Regions from separate parts of the Homo sapiens genome. Here region 2 is linked to region 1. A link is an interaction called in ENCODE POLR2A ChIA-PET data of the cell type or tissue named here. Cell type or tissue: GM12878. All regions are shown on one strand.

Evidence for each region. ChIA-PET counts read pairs that join two places held together with the same protein. Peaks named below come from ENCODE experiments on the same cell type or tissue, not always from the same donor. Only the 100,000 strongest peaks of a DNase experiment are listed, where the experiment ranks them.
Region 2: POLR2A ChIA-PET joins it to region 1 with 5 read pairs; 2 of 35 experiments call an interaction of 5 or more read pairs at or near these places.

What each region holds. Positions count from the first base shown.
Region 1 is chr2:57,883,876-57,888,875 of GRCh38, reverse strand. LOC124907769 (a long non-coding RNA gene) reads left to right here and starts at 2,218. Exons shown (of 2, transcript XR_007086324.1): 1 at 2,218-2,370; 2 at 3,669-3,798. In GM12878, no CTCF peak of the experiment used is centred here; no DNase peak of the experiment used is centred here; H3K4me3 peaks cover 1,313 bases; H3K27ac peaks cover 2,460 bases.
Region 2 is chr2:58,074,663-58,079,662 of GRCh38, reverse strand. All of the region lies in intron 2 of VRK2 (VRK serine/threonine kinase 2), which reads right to left. Among named protein-coding and RNA genes, the nearest start is that of VRK2, 30 kb to the right of the region's middle. In GM12878, no CTCF peak of the experiment used is centred here; no DNase peak of the experiment used is centred here.

The sequences.
Region 1 (5,000 bases):
GGATACATAGCCAGCAAGATAAAACAAAGAGAGAAAGTTAATGTGAGGTTTAAGTGGACCTCCCAAATCAAAGTTGTGACTTGAAAGTAAGACTTTTGAGTTCTAACTTCTTAAATCCTGGTTTAATGTGGTCTCTTTGGATGTGAACCTCTACCATGACTTCCTGCAGTCGTATTGAGGTGGTGGTGGCCTTTTCTTCCTTTTGTACTAAGCACATAGATCTGTGAAACCACTGGCGCCTCTTGTCTAAGGAGTCAAGGTCTAGAGGTGTCTGTAGCTGGGGAAGGAGCCTTCAGCTGCTCTGCTCTTCGCAGTCAGACATTGCCTCCCTGAAGATTCAGAGTCCAGGTTCTTGGTTCAACAATTCTACTTCTCTAGTTCTGAGATTGATAATGAACAAGTGCTGCAATAAAAAATGCCAACATACTTGAGAATATTCTTAATGAAATCAGTTTCACAGGCTTTTGTAGAGAAGTACTGAAGCTGGGGAGGGGAGACAGAGCTAGCCAAAATATTTCTAGGTAGAGCTGTGGGAGCTTTATATCCGAAGGTGCAGAACTGAAGAGACATGATTGAGAGATAAAGGAGCAGGAAGAGACAACCTTTACTAGTAATTGCAGAGACAGTCTAAATAAAGTAGCAATTAATAAGCCAAATGATAAAATGATTGATCTAGAGCTTTCTCTCTAGCTTTCTTTTTTTAAGGAAACACAAGCAAACTTCAAATGTTCACTCCCATTTTATATGACACATCCTGCTCCTTGCTGATAGCCTTATGTGTGGAACCTCTAAAGCTGTACCTTGCCAAATGTTAACTAACAGTGTATGCTGAAACCTCATTATGAAAGGGGTATAATAAGAAAATAAGGAATATTGCAACCAGCTGTAACCTATAACATTCTAGTAACTATCTTGTTATAAGAGATAAACCCTGATTACTAAATTCCAACACTTTGTAATACCTCAGAGGAAAAAAATAAAAGATAGCAGTTTTTCTTGCACTTGTTTTTCTTTATATTAGATTATTAGATTCTATATTATCTTAGAGTTCTAGGTTTAACTATCTGATTTTTTAAAGTACTGGAGAAAAGATCAATTTATCTCCACCCCCTAACATATTACTTGAATATATACTAGTATTTGTGATACTTCCTTACAAAGGAATTAATACTTCCCTATGCAAGTATTAATGACATTTTTTAGAGAAAAGGAAAGAGTAGTAAGTCATCTCTTGGATCTAAAACAAATGTAAACCACCTCAAAGCTTTTTTCTTAGAAGAAACCTCATGCGATGTGCACCATATCAAGATTATAGACACAGAATTATACCGCACTCTTTTTTATTTAAATCCAGGTGTAATTTGTGAAACCTTTCTGCTTCATTCTAGAAATGAAACTCTAGCATTGCCTTCATGTTGGGCTCTGATCAGTTTGGTTTTTCAGATACACCAAGGGGCTTTTATTTCATATCTTTGTGAAATTGACTAGTTTCTAAAGTTATTCTTCTATTATAATTTAACACATTAAGAGAATAGAAAAAAGAGAGATAGTGTGGTATTATTTTATTACTACATAAAACTCCACTGTCAGAATGGAAAATATAGGAAAAGCTTGGCACACAGATGGCTAAAAAGTTAAAGCTGAGTAAATGATCAGAGAGAGAAAAACAGAACAGTATTGAGTCTATGTTCCTCCATATTATTTTGTATGCATATCTTTGAATTTGAAATTCAAATAAGGAATATATATATATATGTAATTGCAAACAATTTTTTGATAAACAAGTAGGCCAGATATCCAAATGAGAAGATGCCGTTTTGCCCTCTCATTCCATTTGATAACAGAAGCCCTTGTGTCACCTTATGTTATAGGAATGGAATTATAGGGATTAATATGAACAAAGTTAACCCCTTTTAACTTACTATCGCATAATGTTTTCAGCTTCCATGCCATGAGGATTCTGGGCAGTGCAGGGTGGGGGAGATTGGAGGGGTGCAGAGGAAAGGAAGATGTGAAGGGAGAGGAATAATAGAAACCTTTTTAATATATTGATGTGAAATGAGAAGTAATTCAGAAATGCAATTTAGTGATGACCTCTCCTCTGGGTGGATATGAAAAGCAGCCTTGTTTTCTTTTATAAAGAAATGCTGGCATGCTTGACTTTAGTGAATCAAGAGAATTGTTTGGCAAATAACAGTGATGGTGTGTGTCCTTGTCAGAACACCTGCTGTATTCTCCCAGCAAACGCTGGGGCCACGGCGTCTCTCCTCTAATGACACCTCATCAATCCGCTCCTATCAATGTCCCAGCCATGGAGGTGACTTCGAGTGCTCAGAAGCCTTAGAAAATGTCAACGTTTTGGGAGAAAAGGTCAGTCACAGCTTCCCCCCCACCTCCCCTGCCAAGCCACCGTGGGCCTGGCGTTCATTATCCTAATTAAATCCAGCAGCTGAACATCTTCTTATCTGTAGGGGAGGAGAGCACGGGCATGATGCAATAGGATTGATTTGCATATCCAAAGTTAATTAGTGCGGAGGAGCAGGTGTACAGTAATAATAATTATCACACATGACAATCACCTGTGACCACTTCCCCGCGCCCCTTCCGGGATTCAGCACAGTGATTGCTGGCTGGTTTTTTCCTTGCTTGATACCCATCCTGAGCTGTTTATGTCCTTGTGCCTCTCTTCACAAACCTGCTGTGAGTAGATTGTCTGTTCCTTAACAGGCGCTGTATTTTTCTCTAAAGGTATATTTTCCCCTGTTTCATTTGGAGGGAGAGACTATTGTAAGGCAGCTATTTTCAATTTTGTTTGCTGAAGTTGTCATATCCTGTTGGAGCCTGGGTATTTATTTTTAGATTACATGTAAGTGGATAAGGAAAAAAAAATGCTCAGGATCATAATTTGAAAATCCCACTTTGCATCATTTGAAGATTCTATCTTGAGCATATGCTGGGAAATCAGTCTGATCCAAAATAAACTTATTAGGCAACAGACACATGAAACCAAGTGACAATTTGATGTTTGCCACAAGATTATCCATGCCAGTTTGAAGAGGGCAGAGGGAGCTGAATACAGAACTTGAATCTTCCTAGTCTGTGGACAGTGCAGTAGAATGCAGGCTGCTGATGCTCACTGGACACAAACCTGAAGAAACTGAAAAAGATTTGGGTGGGTTGTTTAGGATCTGAAGAATCCAGGGTAAACAAACAATCAAACACTAGCATGATACTCCAGTAGGAAGACGTCAAATTGTAGCCTTGAAGCAAATTCAGTGCAGCTTGCAGGATGGCTCTCATGATGCCTTCATCACAGAAAGCTTAGATAGATTACACTCTTTGGATTTAGTTTGCACATAAATGTGTAGGTTGTGCATGTTGAAAAGTGTTTTCTCTGTCAAATGAGGGTAATTTTTTCAAATTAAGCCAAAAAGCATGCCCTGGAAATTGGATGTGCCTTTACAGAAATGAATTATTGCTGTATGTTATACAGGAATTTAACAGTCACAATGGTAGGCTAATAAGTAGGTAAGAACAGAATATTAAATACAAAGAAATTTTTGTGGGTAAAAGGGAGGCATTAATGTTAAATTAGCTATGAAACTGTGAGTGTTTTTAATTTTTTTTTTTTCATTTTGACTTTTGTCTCTTTCACTTTTATTTGTCAGGGTACACTTTTGCCAATCAAGTCAAGTATAACAGGTAGGCCTCCCTTTCACACAGCTTTAATGATAAGTGACAGAGTCGGCAAAAGGCATTCAACTGCCTGCAGAATGCATTAAAAATTTAAAACTTTACTTATCAGTCTTTTATTAAAACTTTTTGTAATTGTACAAAATTATTCCCCCACTGGGTTACCTTTCAATATGGAGTACAATTATATTTCTGACACAAAATAATTATAATTTTAAAAAGCTATAAGAAAAAAGTATTATTTTTTAAAGCAAAATCCATCCATTTTACATCCATGAAGAGGTATTGCAATGAAAAGTTAAGCAATTGCTGAGCCAAAACTCCAGTTGTGAACATTTAACTTTCAGTACTAGACAGCTAGGTGGAAATCTAGAAATGTAAAAGAATTATGGCTTATGGTCAAAGACTTCCTAGTCCTTGTTTGTTTATTAAGATAATAACTTTTATGTAGTATACCTTTAATCTATCCATGTTAGTGTAGCTAAAATGCCACATCTAAATTCTTTCCAACAGGATAAAAACCATTAGTAACTGTGTTTTGGAGAATTATCTGTGTTTTTTCTACATGCCTGACATCATCTTATGTAAAGATTTTAAATTCGAGAGCTACTAGCCCTGGACAGTGCATGGGCAGAGCAACATTCTAATAATTCCCAAATCTCCACTATGGTCATCTGGTCTTTTATCTAAAATTCTATTGAGCAAGTTTCCAGAAAAACAGGTGTCCTGTGTACATTCTCCTAAGAGATAGAGATCAACACATATTCTCTTGGGCATGTTTGTGTATAAGTTGTTATAGTTGAAACTCTGGGAAATATGGAGATGAATTCATATTTCAACTAGGGGCTGTTGGAATCAGCTCAAATGTCCATAAAAGCTGACACTACTACACTTTCTTAGCTTACACCCTGATGGCACATCCTTTTTGAATACAAGGAATACTTACTATGTATTTACTAAGAACTCAGCATGATATTAGGCAATTGCACTTAAATCCAAAGATTTTCAAGTCTTGTTCAAATCTGTTCTTGTCTTCAACTAGCTCACAATTTAGAAGGAAAATTAGATATGTGAAAACCAAACTATAATTCTATGTGAAAAATTCCAGGACTCTTCTAAGTGAGGAGTGTGCCATGATCCATTTGTTGTCAGAAAATACTGGAACTTGTATGTGTATTTATCTTTCATGCTATTATTTTAAATTTCTCTTTTTGTACTTCATGTACACAGCATAAATATATAAATTGGGGATCTAAAAACTTAAATTCAAAATTTAAATGATCTTCTACATGGAATACGTTTATATC
Region 2 (5,000 bases), 190 kb before region 1:
AAAGTAATCATGACTGCTTTTGTGCCATCCTAATACTAATGAACTGTAACCCATAGGAAAAAAAATCCATTGTCTACTGATTTAAGTAAATAAATAAACAAATAAATGAGAGAGTTGATACAGCTCTTTCCTGCAGCTGAAATAAATTAATAAATATAAATTAAGATATGTAGAAGAAATGATAAAAATAGAAAATCATCATTTGGCAAATGTCACAGTAATAATTGGGGCAAGTAATAATTGGGGCAAGTCGTTAATAGATATTAAAACAGATAGGCAAATGGATGATTAAAAGCAACATAATGCAAATACATTCAATGTCTTCCCACAAGACACTTATTAATTGTAAATGGAAAATAATGAATTTATGGCAGGCTAACCTGGCAAATATCACTTTAATTATTAAAAGGGATCAAAGTTAATGTCACTAATAATGATATACAATAAATCATGCACCTACTGATAGTACTGGGAGAAGCAAAATATCATTTCTATGATATTCTTACTAAATAACACATAATCTGAATTTAAAGCAAACCCAAATTGAAGGACATTCTACAAAATACTAGCTGGTACTCTTCAAAAGTGTCAACCTCTTTGCAAATCACCTAAGAGGTAAATATACAGAATATATAAATAACTCCTATAACCCAACATCAACAAAAGTCCAGTTTAAAAATGGGCAAAATCAGCTCAGTGCAGTGGCTCATGCCTGTAATCCAAGCACTTGGGAGGCCGAGGCAGGCAGACTGCCTGAGCCCAGGAGTTTAAGACCAGTTTGGGCAACACAGAGTTACCCTTTCTCTAAAATAATAAAAAATGGGCAAAATACTTGAACAGCTATTTCTCTAAAGATACATACGAGTGGCCAACTTGCATATGAAAACATGCTCAACACCACTAATCATTAGAAAAACGCAAATCAAAACCACAATATCACCCCCTATCCATTAGGATGGCTACTATAAAAACAAACAAAATTTGTTTTAAATTTTGAAAATAACAGATGCTGGCAAGGATGCACAGAAATTGGAACTCTTGTGCACCGTTGATGGGATCATAAAATTACCCCATCACTATAAAAAATGGTATGGCGGCTCCTCAAAAAAATAAATAAAATTACCATATGATCTAGCAATCCCATTTCTGGGTATGTATTGAAAATAATTAAAAGTAAGATCCTGAAGAAATACATGCACACCCATGCTCATAGCAGCATTACAGACAATTAGCCAAAAGTAGAAGCAACCCAAATGGCCATGGACAGATAATTAAACAAAAGGTGGCATATACTTGGAATGGAACATTAATCAACCTTTAAAAAGAAGGAAATCATGTCACATGCTACAACATAAATGAACCTTGAGGACATTAGGCTAAGTAAAATAAGCCACACCACACACAAAAAGACAAATACTATATGATTCTACATTTATGAGGTATCTAGAGTAGTTAAATTCATAGAAACAAAAAAGTAGAATGCTGGTTTCCAGGTGCTGGGAAAAGAGGAAAATGGAGAATTACTGTTTAATGAATATAGAGTTTCAGTACTGCAAAATGGGAACATTCTGGAGATCTGCTGCACAACAATGTGAATATACTTAACACTACTGAACTGTATATACAAACACAGTTTTAAAAATTCTGCAGCCTTACGGGCTACCAAAGACAAGGATTCTGAAAGAGGGCAAGCTAAGAAGCTATCACATTGGCCTGAGAAGAAAAAGAGTTCTGTCCAAGAAATGACAAAACTATGTTGCCAGCTATCTCTTTGCTGGAAGTATAGAGACATCTAGGGAGTTAACAATACTTAGACAAATTTCCATGCATGAAGAAGGAAGAGCAACAGAATTCTACATGGTATTGTTGGCCTTATCCCACTAACAACAGAACTCTACAGTAAATTGTGGCAGTACGCACATTATTTTTCAATAGGAAGAAGAATCACTAGGATAAGTTCAAGAGAACTGCCAGAGAGGGTATGGAAGGATGTGATGAAGTGAGAAGTCTCCCAGAAAATTACTATGCTTTGATTATTATGGAAATATCTTTAGTTTAAGAGTGGTCACTTTTGGGGGCCAGATGACACTTCTAATCCCATTTAAACACCCAAAAATATATTTAAAGAAGGTTAAAAAAAAAATGGAGGAGACGCTTAGAGGTATAGGTTCTTTGCAGCCTAGTCTAACTTTTTCTAAGAGACAGAAGAATAACTCACCTACACAGATTGTGGGTAGGGGGCAGGAATTCTTCAGATAAGACTGGTCAATCAATTAGGATTTAGGAAAAATATCCTGAGACAACAAAGGCCTAGGATCAATTCAACAAATTAAGAATCCGAGGACTTGTGTGGAGGAAATCATGATTCAATGAACTGATAGGGTGTTCTAGGTTCTACACAATGTTTGTCCTTTGTATTTCAAGTTCTGCTTACACTAAGGTATTTAAAGCCTATAAAGAAAATATTTCAATAAATAATTTAGAGGAGAAAAAAAAGAGCGCTAAGCTCATAAAAGACAAAAAAAGATTGAAGAATTTTCCCAAAGGGAGTTACAGAGACAATGATAACTACACATATTGTGTCATCTTGGATTTTGAACCAAAAAAGGACATTAGTAGGAGAACTGGCAAAATTTTAATGAAGTATATAAATAGGTTAATAGTATTGTATCAATGCTAATTTTCTGGTGTTGATAACTATGTAATGTACTATGTGCTATTTTATAATATATCACCATTTAGGGCAGTCGAGTAGAGAATATGGAAACATTCTTTTTTTGCAAGCTCTTTAAAATTTAAAAATTAAAAGTTACAAAATAAAATTTTAAAGTATAAAAACAAACAAAATAGGTGATATTCAAGATTTCTCTTTAAAAAGGTAACAATCCTCTTACAAAATTGTGCGAGTACTGGAAAGAGAGCAAAACCATAGATGTGCATGAGATTTTGAAAAAAACTAATGATAAACACTATCATCTGTAAACTTAAAAACTTAGAAAAAATGACAATTTCCTAGAAAAAAATATAATTTACCAAAATAATTCAAAAAATAAAAAACCTAAATAGAAATATAATCATTAAAGGAAACAAATCAGTATTTCAAAAAAATGTAGACAGTCCTCAACTTACAATGGTCAACAGGGTTTTTCTACTTTACAATGGTGAAAAAGCACTGTGCATTCAGTAGAAATCATACTTCGAATTTTTAAATTTTGAACTTTTCTCAAGCTAGTGATATGAGGTATGATACTCTTACAAGAGATACTCAACACTTTATTAGAAAATAGGCTTTGTGTTAGATGATTTTGCCCAATTGTAGGCTAATAAAAGTGTTCTGAGCACATTTAAGGTAGGCTAGGGTAAACTATGATGTTTAGTAGGCTAGATGTATTAAATGCCTTACTGACTTACAATAATTTCAATTTATGATGGACTTATGAGGACATAACCCCACTGTAAGGAGCATCTGTACAGATAAGATGGAGTAGGAACACTCAACTGTAGCTCTCCCACTGAAAACAGCTATAAAATATAGACCAAAAAAAAAAAAAAAAAAGAAGACAGTAGCTATTAGAAGGCTCTTAAAAAGTAAAGAGAGGTTTCCACTCAACATATTAAGAGCTTGGAGGTCCTTACTCCTGTCTTCTTAAGGGGGAGAAAAAAGAAAAAAACTGAACAATCTGAAAATCAACAGCTTTTCTTTAATCCATCAGAGAACTGAGGTTACAAGGCAAATCAGTGCCCAAAAACTGGAAAGACAAGTGAATACAGAGAATCACATCTTATTGGGGCAGAGTTTTACTATAAGCCCTCCATGTTCTCACAGTGAATATCAGAAAAATCTCCTGTTTCCAGCAGGGGAAGGGAAACTACTTTGCCAGAACCTAATCAACATGGGAGAAGAAAAATAACCACTCCAGCCTCTTCTAGCTTTCCTATCTCACCTAAGTAGGGTACAGGAAGCTGAGAAATACTGGTGAAGGTCACATCCTGGGGCATAGGCCCCCCACCAAAAAAATAGGTTTATACTTATCATTAGGTAAATCCAAATCAAAAACACAAGATACCATCTTGTACCAGTCAGGATGACTATTATTAAAAAGTCAAAAAACAATAGATGTTGGCGAGGTTTCAGAGATAAGGGAACATTTATACACTGCTGGTGGGAATGCAAATCAGTTCAGCCATTGTGGAAAACAGTTGAAAGACTCTCGAAGAACTTAAAATAGAAATACTATTCAACCCAGCAATCCCATTGTTGAGTATATACCCAAAAGAATATAAATTGCTTTACCAAAAAGACCCATGCACATGAATGTTCATTGCAGCACCATTCACAATAGCAAAGATCAACCTAGATGTCCATCAATGGTGAACTATATAAAGAAAGTGTGGTACATATACACTACGGAATACTACACAGCCATAAAAAAGAATCAGATCGTGTCCTTTGCCGCAACATGGATGGAGCTGGAGGCCATTGTCCTAAGCAAATTAACACAGGAATAGAAAACTAGATACTGCATGTCCTCACTTATAAGCAGAAGGAAAACACTGAGTACACATGGACACAAAGAAGGGAACAAAAGACAACGGCGCCTACTTAAGGGTATAGGGTAGGAGAAGGGTGAGCACTGAAAAACTACCTAATATGCTGATTACCTAGGTGACAAAATTATCCGTATACCAAACTCCCATGACGCACAATTTACCCATGTAACAAACCTGCCATGTACCACTTGAACTTAAAATAAAATAGGAAAGAAACTAAATAATAAAAATAAAAAGCAGATTTAGTCGTAAGATTATAAAAGGTCTCATATTCTCCCACACCTTACCAGCACATCAACAGTAGACCCACCTTGCAAGAAATGTTTTTAAAAAGCTCTTGAGAGTGAAGGAAAATAATATACCTGTTATTACTCACATCTGCAAAAGAAATGAACCGTGCCAGAGAGGAAATAAATGAAGGTAAAATAAAAGCTTATTTTTTTATTTTA